Regions from separate parts of the Homo sapiens genome. Here region 1 is linked to region 2. Evidence: read pairs that join two places in POLR2A ChIA-PET (ENCODE). Cell type or tissue: A673. All regions are shown on one strand. Region 1 holds the start of CHRNA7 (cholinergic receptor nicotinic alpha 7 subunit). Region 2 overlaps CHRNA7 (cholinergic receptor nicotinic alpha 7 subunit).

What was found. Peaks named below come from ENCODE experiments on the same cell type or tissue, not always from the same donor. Only the 100,000 strongest peaks of a DNase experiment are listed, where the experiment ranks them.
Region 1: POLR2A ChIA-PET joins it to region 2 with 10 read pairs; 3 of 35 experiments call an interaction of 5 or more read pairs at or near these places.

Annotation. Positions count from the first base shown.
Region 1 is chr15:32,030,084-32,035,083 of GRCh38, reverse strand. CHRNA7 (cholinergic receptor nicotinic alpha 7 subunit) reads right to left here and starts at 4,569. Exons shown (of 10, transcript NM_000746.6): 1 at 4,435-4,569; 2 at 4,047-4,186. The coding sequence starts at 4,489. LOC124903441 reads left to right here and starts at 4,488. Exons shown (of 3, transcript XM_047433397.1): 1 at 4,488-4,527; 2 at 4,696-5,000. The coding sequence starts at 4,488. RefSeq lists an enhancer at 3,945-4,510. In A673, a CTCF peak has its summit at 4,804; a DNase peak (open chromatin) is centred at 4,633; H3K4me3 peaks cover 1,041 bases; H3K27me3 peaks cover 900 bases.
Region 2 is chr15:32,082,295-32,087,294 of GRCh38, reverse strand. The region is part of intron 2 of CHRNA7 (cholinergic receptor nicotinic alpha 7 subunit); the gene reads right to left. Among named protein-coding and RNA genes, the nearest start is that of CHRNA7, 54 kb to the right of the region's middle. In A673, no CTCF peak of the experiment used is centred here; no DNase peak of the experiment used is centred here.

The sequences.
Region 1 (5,000 bases), 52 kb after region 2:
TATTGATGTATATTCATGATGTTTATACACACAGTTATAGATCATAGACAATATATCCAAAACATCTCTTAAATCTGCCCCCTTCTCCACATTCCCACAGTGGCCATCCTAGTTTCAACCTCCTTGTCCGTTACCTTTCTCTCCTCTCTGACCCGTCTCACACTCACTGCTCTCAGCATCTTCTGCTTAAGCAGAGATTCGGTTACTTCCCTCCCCTGTTTAACGACCCACCATATCTTCCCCCTCTGCCTAGTGCTTCATGAAGGAGCCTGTTGAATAACAGCAGGTCAAGCAATTCCTTTGAGGACTCATGTTGTACCTCTAAAATGTATGCAAAGTTTTTTCACTCCAATCTATAATTTATACTTGAATTTAATACAAATATCATGGTTTGGACTATTTCCTTTTCTAGGAAAATATGCTATGGCAGGCTGGTCTTACAGCTTCACAAAACCCCTGGCACACTGCCTCCTCATGCCCTCAGAGATGCCTAGACTAGGGCCAGGTGAAATGCAAACTTGCAGAGGAACTCAGGACGCCTCACACACTGCAACCTTACTGTCCCCACACTCATCTAGCACCTCCTACCAAAGAAAAATCATAGCCTCCCCCTTGTAAGGTGTGCTTCTAGAGCATATAATTCTTACAAAAGGGTCTATAAAACTATCAGTAGTTTGGTCAGTACTATATTGGTCTTTTAGAATGTCTCAAAAAACATAGCATAAATTTTCTGAGAAGTCTTGCAGCAAAACCTGTAGTAAAGATCAACAGGTTGCCAGTGTCCCATAAAACACACCTTGTTGAAAGTGAGCTGTCCTCCACTGCACTTTCAGTCTTTCCTCAACCTGGAAAAGATTTCCTACTTTCAGTGGCAAACTCCTTCTCATCTTTAGAACTCTAACCACCATCTCTTTGAAGCCACTCTCAGCTGCTCTAGTTGAACACAATGTTTTCTAGCACTTTGTATAGATATTTATGTTAAATTTCATCACATGTAATTTTGGATTTACTTTTTAATCTCCCTAGCCAGCTCATGAGATCTCTGAAAGGAAAAATAATCCCTCATCTTTCTGTTAATTCTCAGAATTTGTCAAAGTCTACAACAGGAGCTCAATAGCATGTGTGGAATAAATTGATTAAAGAGTAAATGATCTTTCACAAAAATCAAATATGTAACATCATATGGTGTCTTCCTATCACTCCAGTCAGGAATCTCTGCTGACAAACAAAAGCAATCAATAACAATATTTGGGAGTAGGAAAACCAACTACTATGGTCTCTAGAACAGTCCAGTTAAAATGGGCAACAAATGTGTAAAGAGAATCTATACCAGCCAAGATTTTGCCACACGAAGCCTTTATGAGAACCATTGTGTCTCTGTCCAGAGCGCTGAGATTTCAGCTGGAGAGACCTGGCTCTGCTTCAAAAACCAGGCAGAGCCAAGTAAGGCTGGAATACAAATGTTTGCATATTTTGTTATGTCTGATAGAGACTTCGGCTTCATCCAGGATCTCAGGAAAGTCACATTAAATTAGTTACAATTCACCCAGTTTAAATAAATTAAATGACTTTGTTCTGCCGAAGTTACCAAGTCTAAAGGAAGCAGCAGATGAAAGACAAAGGACTTGTCCGATGTTGGTTTTCCTCATAGCCCTACCTCTAATCACAGAGTGACCTTGGGCATGTGACCACACCCTTCTAGGCATGGACTTCTTGACCTCTGAGTTGAGTAGTTACATAATTAAGATGGAGCAGACCTTCAGTGAATCACCAGTGTGGGCAAGCACTTTCTCTCATTTAATCCTCTCAAAACCCTCTGAAGCAGGTATTATTATTCTCATTTAACACATGAGAAAACAGAGCTTAGAAAGGTAAGTGAGTTTGTTCAAGGCCACTCCATGAACATAGCATTGCCTGGCTGGGAAGTTCAATGTGTTCACAGCCAATACCACGGCTAAGGTGAGAGATAAACTTTCTCCCGCCCCCTTCCCATGACCTCTGGCTGCTGACAGCCTTCTTCACATGCATTTCCTAAGGACACTGGAATGTCATTGACACAAAGTGCCAATGTGCTATTTTTGTAATTTTCTAACATGACAAAAGTTATTTTAAATGTTCATGTAGTATAACACTAACTTATGCCTAAACTTCTCCTAAGACTCAGAGCTCCTCATAATAACTTGGTTTCTTAAGAGTCTCTTAAAGAAGAAGTTCCCAGAAGAAAGCCTGCAGCTTCTCCGCGAGTGGTCTCTTCTCCAAAAGGTGCTGCCGCAGCCTTTGCAACCTCAGGAGCCTGTTCTACTGACTTCCTCCTGTTCCTCTACTGAGGGGCTACTACACCATCACCCCCATCCAGGCAATACAGGGTCACCCACTCCAAGAGAGACAGCTGTGGAGCAGACACAAACAGTGTGACAGCCTGGCTGGAGTTGACCCTGGACAAATGGGGGAAGAGGGGGCTACTGTCCCTTTCTCACCCTGTCACACACCACTTGCGGGGTGTGTTAGCTCTGCTGCCTGGTCCTTTTTCATGTGGTTTCTGCATGAAAATGACCATAATCACATATCTAGCTTTAAGGTCTCTTCAAGTTGTTTCCATATTCTTTAGTTGATCACAATGACTGACAGTGTGCATTTTATTAGCCGGAAAGCCAAGGCTCAAGATGCTTAAGAAACTTACCTAACAGCAGCCATCCAGAAACCAACACAGACAGAACCCACCGAAGATCCCAAGTACAAATCCTGAGCTCTTTAAAGCAACTGAGGAACTGCTCCATAAACAGCAACTTTTGCTGCTCTGCAACACATGAGACTGAACCTGCCTTCCCCTACAGCTCTTCTCATGATAACTTTTCCACATCATCACATATACATTCAATATTTTAAAGCATGATTCTGTCTGTAGGAGGAAGAACACATTTGAGGCGAGTGTAGCGTTGGAAAGGAGGCAATGTATGATGGCAATTTTAACTAGGTTAAGTGATATACCATTCATCAACATGATAGTGCGGGTAACTGTTTATTTGTAGGATTATGAAATATCACCTCTTACCTTTTTCCACTTTGCCAGGTAGCTCTTAGCACTATTTCTTTTTTAACCAGTAATTGTGGCTATTCTCTCACCTCTTTCCCATCATGCTCTCCCTCCCAATGAACATTATTATCCCTGTGCCCCACCCTGCCACACTCCAGGGTGCTCCACAATAGAATCCGATACTCCGTATAGACAAGACACCAAACCCACTTATAATGAATTAAACACTTGTGTGAAGTATTTGTATTGTATGGAGAATATACCATGAATATTGAATATCCAAAGCAGCATAGAGGAACAATAGGCAAGTTTACACAGATTGGCTAACTGAAGTGGGCACTAGCAAGGCTGCAAGGCAAGAGACCCACGGAACTGATGGCAGCTGCCTGGAGGGACAGACACATGTATTCCTGACGGGGAACCCTGAGTCCTCGGAGCAGGACTCCCAGTACCTGTCCTCACCAGGAAGGCAAAGCATGCCCATTCCTAAGATGGGGTCACAGTGAAAGTTCACAGCTGGCCCTCTTGCCCTCTGCCTGGATAGATTCGCCAGCTGCAAAGCTCAGGGCCAGGCCCCCACCAAAGAAGTTACATACCATAGGCGGCAGAAAAGTCTAGAAGTGGCTAAATTGACAATGCTGGAATGCAAGTCAACACTTACACCATAAGGGAGATTAAAAAGTGAACTTCACCTGTTCTTGCTACTGAGTCCCAGCTCAGGATGCTTGAGTTTCTAACCTGAGAGAAAGGTGGGACCCAAGTAACCATGCACAGGTGGCCAGGGTGATGGAATAAGCTTTACCAGGTCCCTCCTTGGCTGGAGGGGAAACCGAGAAATGAGACACTCAGGAGAGGGCAGGCTGGGGACAGACTCAGAGCATGGCCCTGCCTAGCTTGGGGCCAACTAGAGTGCCCCAGCCGAGCTCCACCGCCTGGCCGCCCGACGCTGTCTAAAAAGCCCCTCGGAGCCCAGGAAGGGGAGAGGGCAGCCCTGTAGCCAGGCGGGACTCACCACGTCCATGATCTGCAGGAGGCTCAGGGAGAAGTAGACGGTGAGTGGTTGCGAGTCATTGGCCACGGGCCTCTCCAAGGGATTGTAGTTCTTGACCAGCTCCTTGTAAAGCTTCCTCTGGAACTCGCCTTGCAGGGACACTTAAGGAGAGAAGACCCGGGCAGGGGGCTCAGGGCAGGCCGGCGGGGGTACCCCCGACTCCCTCCTGCCGGCGTCCCCCGCCGCCCACCCGGTGCAGCCCAGACAAGCAGCCCCCGCAGCGCCCCCGCTGCCCCTCCCCGGCGGCGGGGAGATCCCAAACCTGGCCCAGGCGCGGGGCGCACAGAGGCGCCCGGGATGTGCCCGGGATCCCACGGAGGAGTGGAGGGCGGGGAGGCAGTGGCTTTACCGTGCAGGAGCGACGCGGCCAGCGCCAGCCAGACGCCTCCCGGCGAGCAGCGCATGTTGAGTCCCGGAGCTGCAGCGAGCCGGCGCGCTCCACGTCTCGGCTGTCGCCCGGGCCTGCGCCTGCGGCCACAGAGGCACCTCGCCGCTCGGCTCGCGCGCCTTTAAGGAGCCGGGCGCGCGCCCCCGCCCCGCCCGCCCCCGCGCGCCTCTCCACGTGACGAGCCCCGCCCCCGCCCCCGTCCCCGCCCCCCCATCCCTCCAGCCCGGGCCAGCGTCTCGGCGGCCACCCAGGGAACTGCAGCCCGAGGTGTGAGCGGGAGGTACTCCCGGCGCTGGGTACGCTCCGGGCACCTCCACCCCCAGTCTCCACCGAGCGGGCTCTCGGCCTCGCGCCTCTGGCCAGGCCAGGGGCTGCCCAAGGCCAGGCTCTACCTCTCCCTTGCGTTCTTTGTCCCCACTCAGCCCGCTCCCGCTCTCAGCCAGAAGCTGCGCTGGGCACTCGGGAGAAAGCCGGGACAATTCTGGGGTCCAGTCTTCCCGGACTCCCTCCTCCACGCCAGCGACCGG
Region 2 (5,000 bases):
GGATACTGCAGCAAATTTAACAAGTACCTAGTGGTAAAAAACAGTAAACAATTTGAACAACAAAATAAGGTAATACTGGATTACACTCCAAAATATAAAATAAATACTGCTGAGTCCACACTAACATAAATAAATGATTAAATAAATAAATGGGGTGAAGGAGGCAAACTCTCCATGAAGAAGAATTTCAATTTATGTAGACACTTTGCCTTCATGGAGGTGAAACACTACTTTCCACTCCCTAATTTGGGCTGTGCATAGTGACTTCCTGGGCTGTGCATAGTGACTTCCTTCCAAAGAGTACAGTATATAAATAGGGGAAAAAGAGTAACTTTGCAGTCGAGGGACCTGACGAATACCATTTTAAGCCATTTGATTAAGGCCCACAGCAACAGTAAGTCATATTGATATTATGCACCCTGGATATGATATGATAACATATAATACTCTGCTGTCTGTCTACCCCAAAACACATTACTCCATTCTAACTTGGATAAAAACATCCAACAAATCCCAATGAAGAGACATGTTACAAAATATCTGACCAGTGCCCTACTCAAAACTGTCGAGATCATCAGAAACAAGGAAAGGCTGAAAAACTGTTACAATGAAGAGGAGCCTAAAAAGACACAAGGACTAAATGCTACATGGACTCCTGGATGGGATCGTGGAACAGAAACAGGAAATGGGATTTAAAAAGCCAATAAAATGTGAATAAAGTACGGACCTCAGTTTAAAATATCTATGAATATCCAATTACTAATTGTAACAAACAGCATCATACTGATGCAAGAGGATACTCACAGGGGAAACTGTGTGGCCTCCAGGGAAACTCCCTGCAGTACCTTCAAGTTTTCTTTAAAGATAGCTGTTAAAGTAAACTTGAAAAATAAAAGTGTTTATCTTTTTTTTTTTTTTTTTTTTTTTGAGATGGAGTCTCGCTCTGTCACCCAGGCTGAGTGCAGTGGTGCAATCTTGGCTCACTGCAACCTCCGCCTCCAGGGTTCACGCCATTCTCCTGCTTCAGCCTCCCGAGTAGCTGGGACTACAGGCGCCTGCCACCAGGCCCAGCTAATTTTTTGTATTTTTAGTAGAGACGGGGTTTCACCATGTTAGCCAGGATGGTCCCGATCTCCTGACCTCATGATCTGCCCGCCTCAGCCTCCCAAAGTGCTGGGATTACAGGCGTGAGCCACCGTGCCTGGCCAAAAGTGTTTATCTTTAAAGAAAACTTGAAGATATTACAAGGGAGTTTATTTATAATATGTTTATTTATAATTTTAAAATTAACTAAGTCACATTGTAGTAAAACGATAGAATATGAAAAAGAATATCTTAAAAGTACAGAATCAAACAGTTTATCCACAGGGTAACAACGACTGGCCAGGGAGCAGATGGCAAGCCACAATAAGAGCAGCCAGGAATCAATGAAGTAACATGTTCAAATTATGGAAAGTAATTATGGACTTCAACTTTGGAATCTAAGACCAGCTACACTGCCGTCCAAGAGTAAAGTTAAAAGAAAAACGTTTTTCAGATAAACAAAGACAATGTCATTACTGACACTACTTCATTGGAGTAATTACTATCAGGTGTCCTCCTGGAAGGAGAAACTGAATTCAGAAGAATGGGATACAAAAATTGGAGTCAGCATAATTGAAACTCTGAAAATACTTTTAAATACAAACTCTTTTCAGGTTATTTTTAACATACACTCAAGGGATAATTCCAATTCCACTGTTAATCCTCTAAGCATTTATTCTAGTTTCACATGTCATCAAATCTAAGATGCTATTCAACTGTAAGACATGCCCGATTTTAAATAAAAAAGTTAAAATGTGAAACTAATGTGCATCTTAGAATGAATGGAATATGGTGCTAAGTTTCTTTGTATGCATAAGGATAAAGATACAGAAAATATATAAAGTAGCAGAGACGGCTAATGATCTATCACAATGTCAGGCACTCTAATGTTTGAAAAACATTAATTGGGATAAAGGGCCTACATGGGGGGTTTCTGCCAGAATCAACATTGATATTTTTATAAATTATCTCAAAGGCAGGAAACTTTCTAAGTTTGCAGATGCTCCTAAGCTTATTTAAATAGCAAAGACTACTAGAAGTGACCTACAGGGACATGTTGCTGAAATATAAGAATTAGGGGGAGGCCGGGTGCAGTGGCTCCCACCTGTAATCCCAGCACTTTGGGAGGCTAAGGCAGGTGGATCACCTGAGGTCAGGAGTTCGAGGCCTGGCCAACATGCTGAGACCCTAGCTCTACTAAAAATACAAAAATTCACTGAGCGTGGTGGTGGGTGCCTGTAATCCCAGCTACTCAGGAGGCTGAGGCAGGAGAATTACTTGAACCCAGGACGCGGAGGTTGCAGTGAGCTGTGATCGTGCCGTTACACTCCAGCCTGGGCCACAAGAGCAGAATTCCGTCTCAAAAAAAAAAAAAAAAGAGTCAGAGGTCAGCCGATGAGCATAGGTATGAGTGCAGGCCGTGCAGGCAGCGCCAGCCTGTCCTCGTGGCCACCTTCTAATGCACTAGCATGAGCAGTCAGCGAGGCTGCACTCGAGTAAAGTAGCCTGAGGAGTTTCCCAGGGCAGCTGGTCCAAACTGTCTTCCTCTTCAGGACAATTCTTGGACAAAATGTCCACCACTGGTGATTCACATTTATTAAAGACTTGCACATTTATTAAAAATATCTGATGGAGAGGAAGGAACATTGAACATGATATGCCAAAGCTTCAGTCCTCTACTGGAGCCACCACGGTAAATCCAACCCTGACCTAAAGGGGCTCTGCTCTTTGCCCAAAGTGCATGTTCTGAGACTGTATGTGCTCATGCACATTGCCGCCCAGTCAGTCCCCAGTGCTGAACTCCAAACGAGGAACACACTGGTGAGAGAGAATTCAATGGAAGTCCTACCTTGTGAAACCAGGCTGGGGTCACCCTAAATCTATGGTCTAAGAGAGCCCTATGTAAATTACAGACATTAAACAGAAAGAACTATAACCCCTCCTACCAATTCTTAGTTCATATTGCTGTCACAAGGATTCTAAGAAGTCCTGTAGAATCTGATTAAACTTGCAGTTTTCCAACATGTTTGTTTTTCTGTAAAATTTATAAATAGCGAGTTCCATACAGACTTTTAGGCTCTAATCCTTCTCTTATAGACTTGTAGGAAGATAATAAATTACTGGTGTCCAGAAACACCTTGGCAGTTCATTCTAATTAATCAAACAGAGTTTTAACACAAGGAAAACTATACCTCTCCCTTCTTCAGCCCAAAATTCCATTGCCCATCTAATCTAGGGCTTATACTGATGAATAGTGAGGTGCTAAAAAATCAAATACAGACCATTCATAAACCCTTTTCTTCTTCTGAAAAGGAGAATGAAGTGACTCCTGACATGAGGCCACTACACCAATTACCAAGAAAAATGTTCCTATCACAAAATCAGGAACCAAATTGCGTTGGAACTTTTTCATAATTTAAGTGATTAAATAGTTTGCATAAATTTCCAAAGTAATTCCTTCCTTCATAAATGACCTTTTGTTATATATGAGCCACTTAATATGTCAGGGAAATATTTTTTCATTATAAACCCTGAACTGGCTAGGAATAAATTGCTATGTGTAGATGACGTCCAAGTTTGAATCTATATAATAGTTAACAGTTGAATTTCTGTCCCACACCATCCACCCTCCTTATCTCATCCCTTCACATGTAGCCCAAAATAAATTTGCACTAGTTTTTACATTTATTATAACCTAGAACAACAATGTTTCTTTGCAATTTGATAAAGTGTCTTGGTCTGTTTTGTGTTGCTGTAACAGAATATCATGAAGGGAGTAATTTATAAAGAAATTTATTTCTCACAGTTCTGGAGGCTGGGAAGTCCAATTTCAAAGTGCTGGCATCTGGCAATGGGGCTTCTTGCTACAACATCCCATGATGGAAGACAGAAGGGCTAGAGAGTACTCGAGAGAGAGCAAGAGGGGACCAAACTCACTTTTTTAACACATCCACTCTTGAGATAATTTATCTCCCCCTCTCACAATACTCACTCCTACAATAACAATATTAATCATTATTAGCTAATCACCTCCTATTAGGCCCACTTCCCAGTACTGTTGCATTAGGAATTAAGATCCCAACATATGAACTTTGGGGGACACATTTAAACCATAGCACCAAGGAATACATTTGTCCTAATTTATATTTTATAGAAAGTCAGGTTATCATGAAAGATTCTCCCAAGTAGCTGGGACTACAGGTGTGCACCACCACACGAGGCTGATTTTTGTATTTTTAGTAGGAGACAGTGTTTCATCATGTTGGCCAGGCTGGTCTTGAACTCCTGACCACGAGTGATCCACCTGTCTCGGCCTCCCAAAGTGTTGGTATTACAGGCATGAGCCATCATGCCCAGCCTGAGCTACTAATTTCACATTTAAGAAATTATACTAAAAAACAGTGATCATTAACAAAAATAGAAACCCAAAGATGTTCATTATAATGTTATTTATAGGGCTTGCAATATTATCAACAAAGTTAACTGCCCAGCAATACATCATTGCTTATACATAAAATGGAATATTATATAATTAGTATGTTTTTTCAAAATAATCATATTAAAAATAAGATATACAGTGGAAAGAAGACATTGCATAAAGTTGTACTAATTGCATTATCCAACTGTTGAAAGAACTGTTAAGTTCTATTCTATGATCCCCATATTTTACATCCTGTATTGCCACAAATATGATCTGATTATTTTCATGCTGAGTTGTTCTCTAAAACATTCTCATCTTACATATAACCTGCTTTACTAAGAATTACAGGTGGAGATTGTGAACACAAAGATAGAATAGAAATTACTCAATTTGAAAAACAAAGGTAAAATAAACTGAAAAAAAAGTCAGACTTATGGGACTACAAAAAAAATCTAATAATCATATAATTGGAGTCCTAGATAAAAGAAGAAGGTGG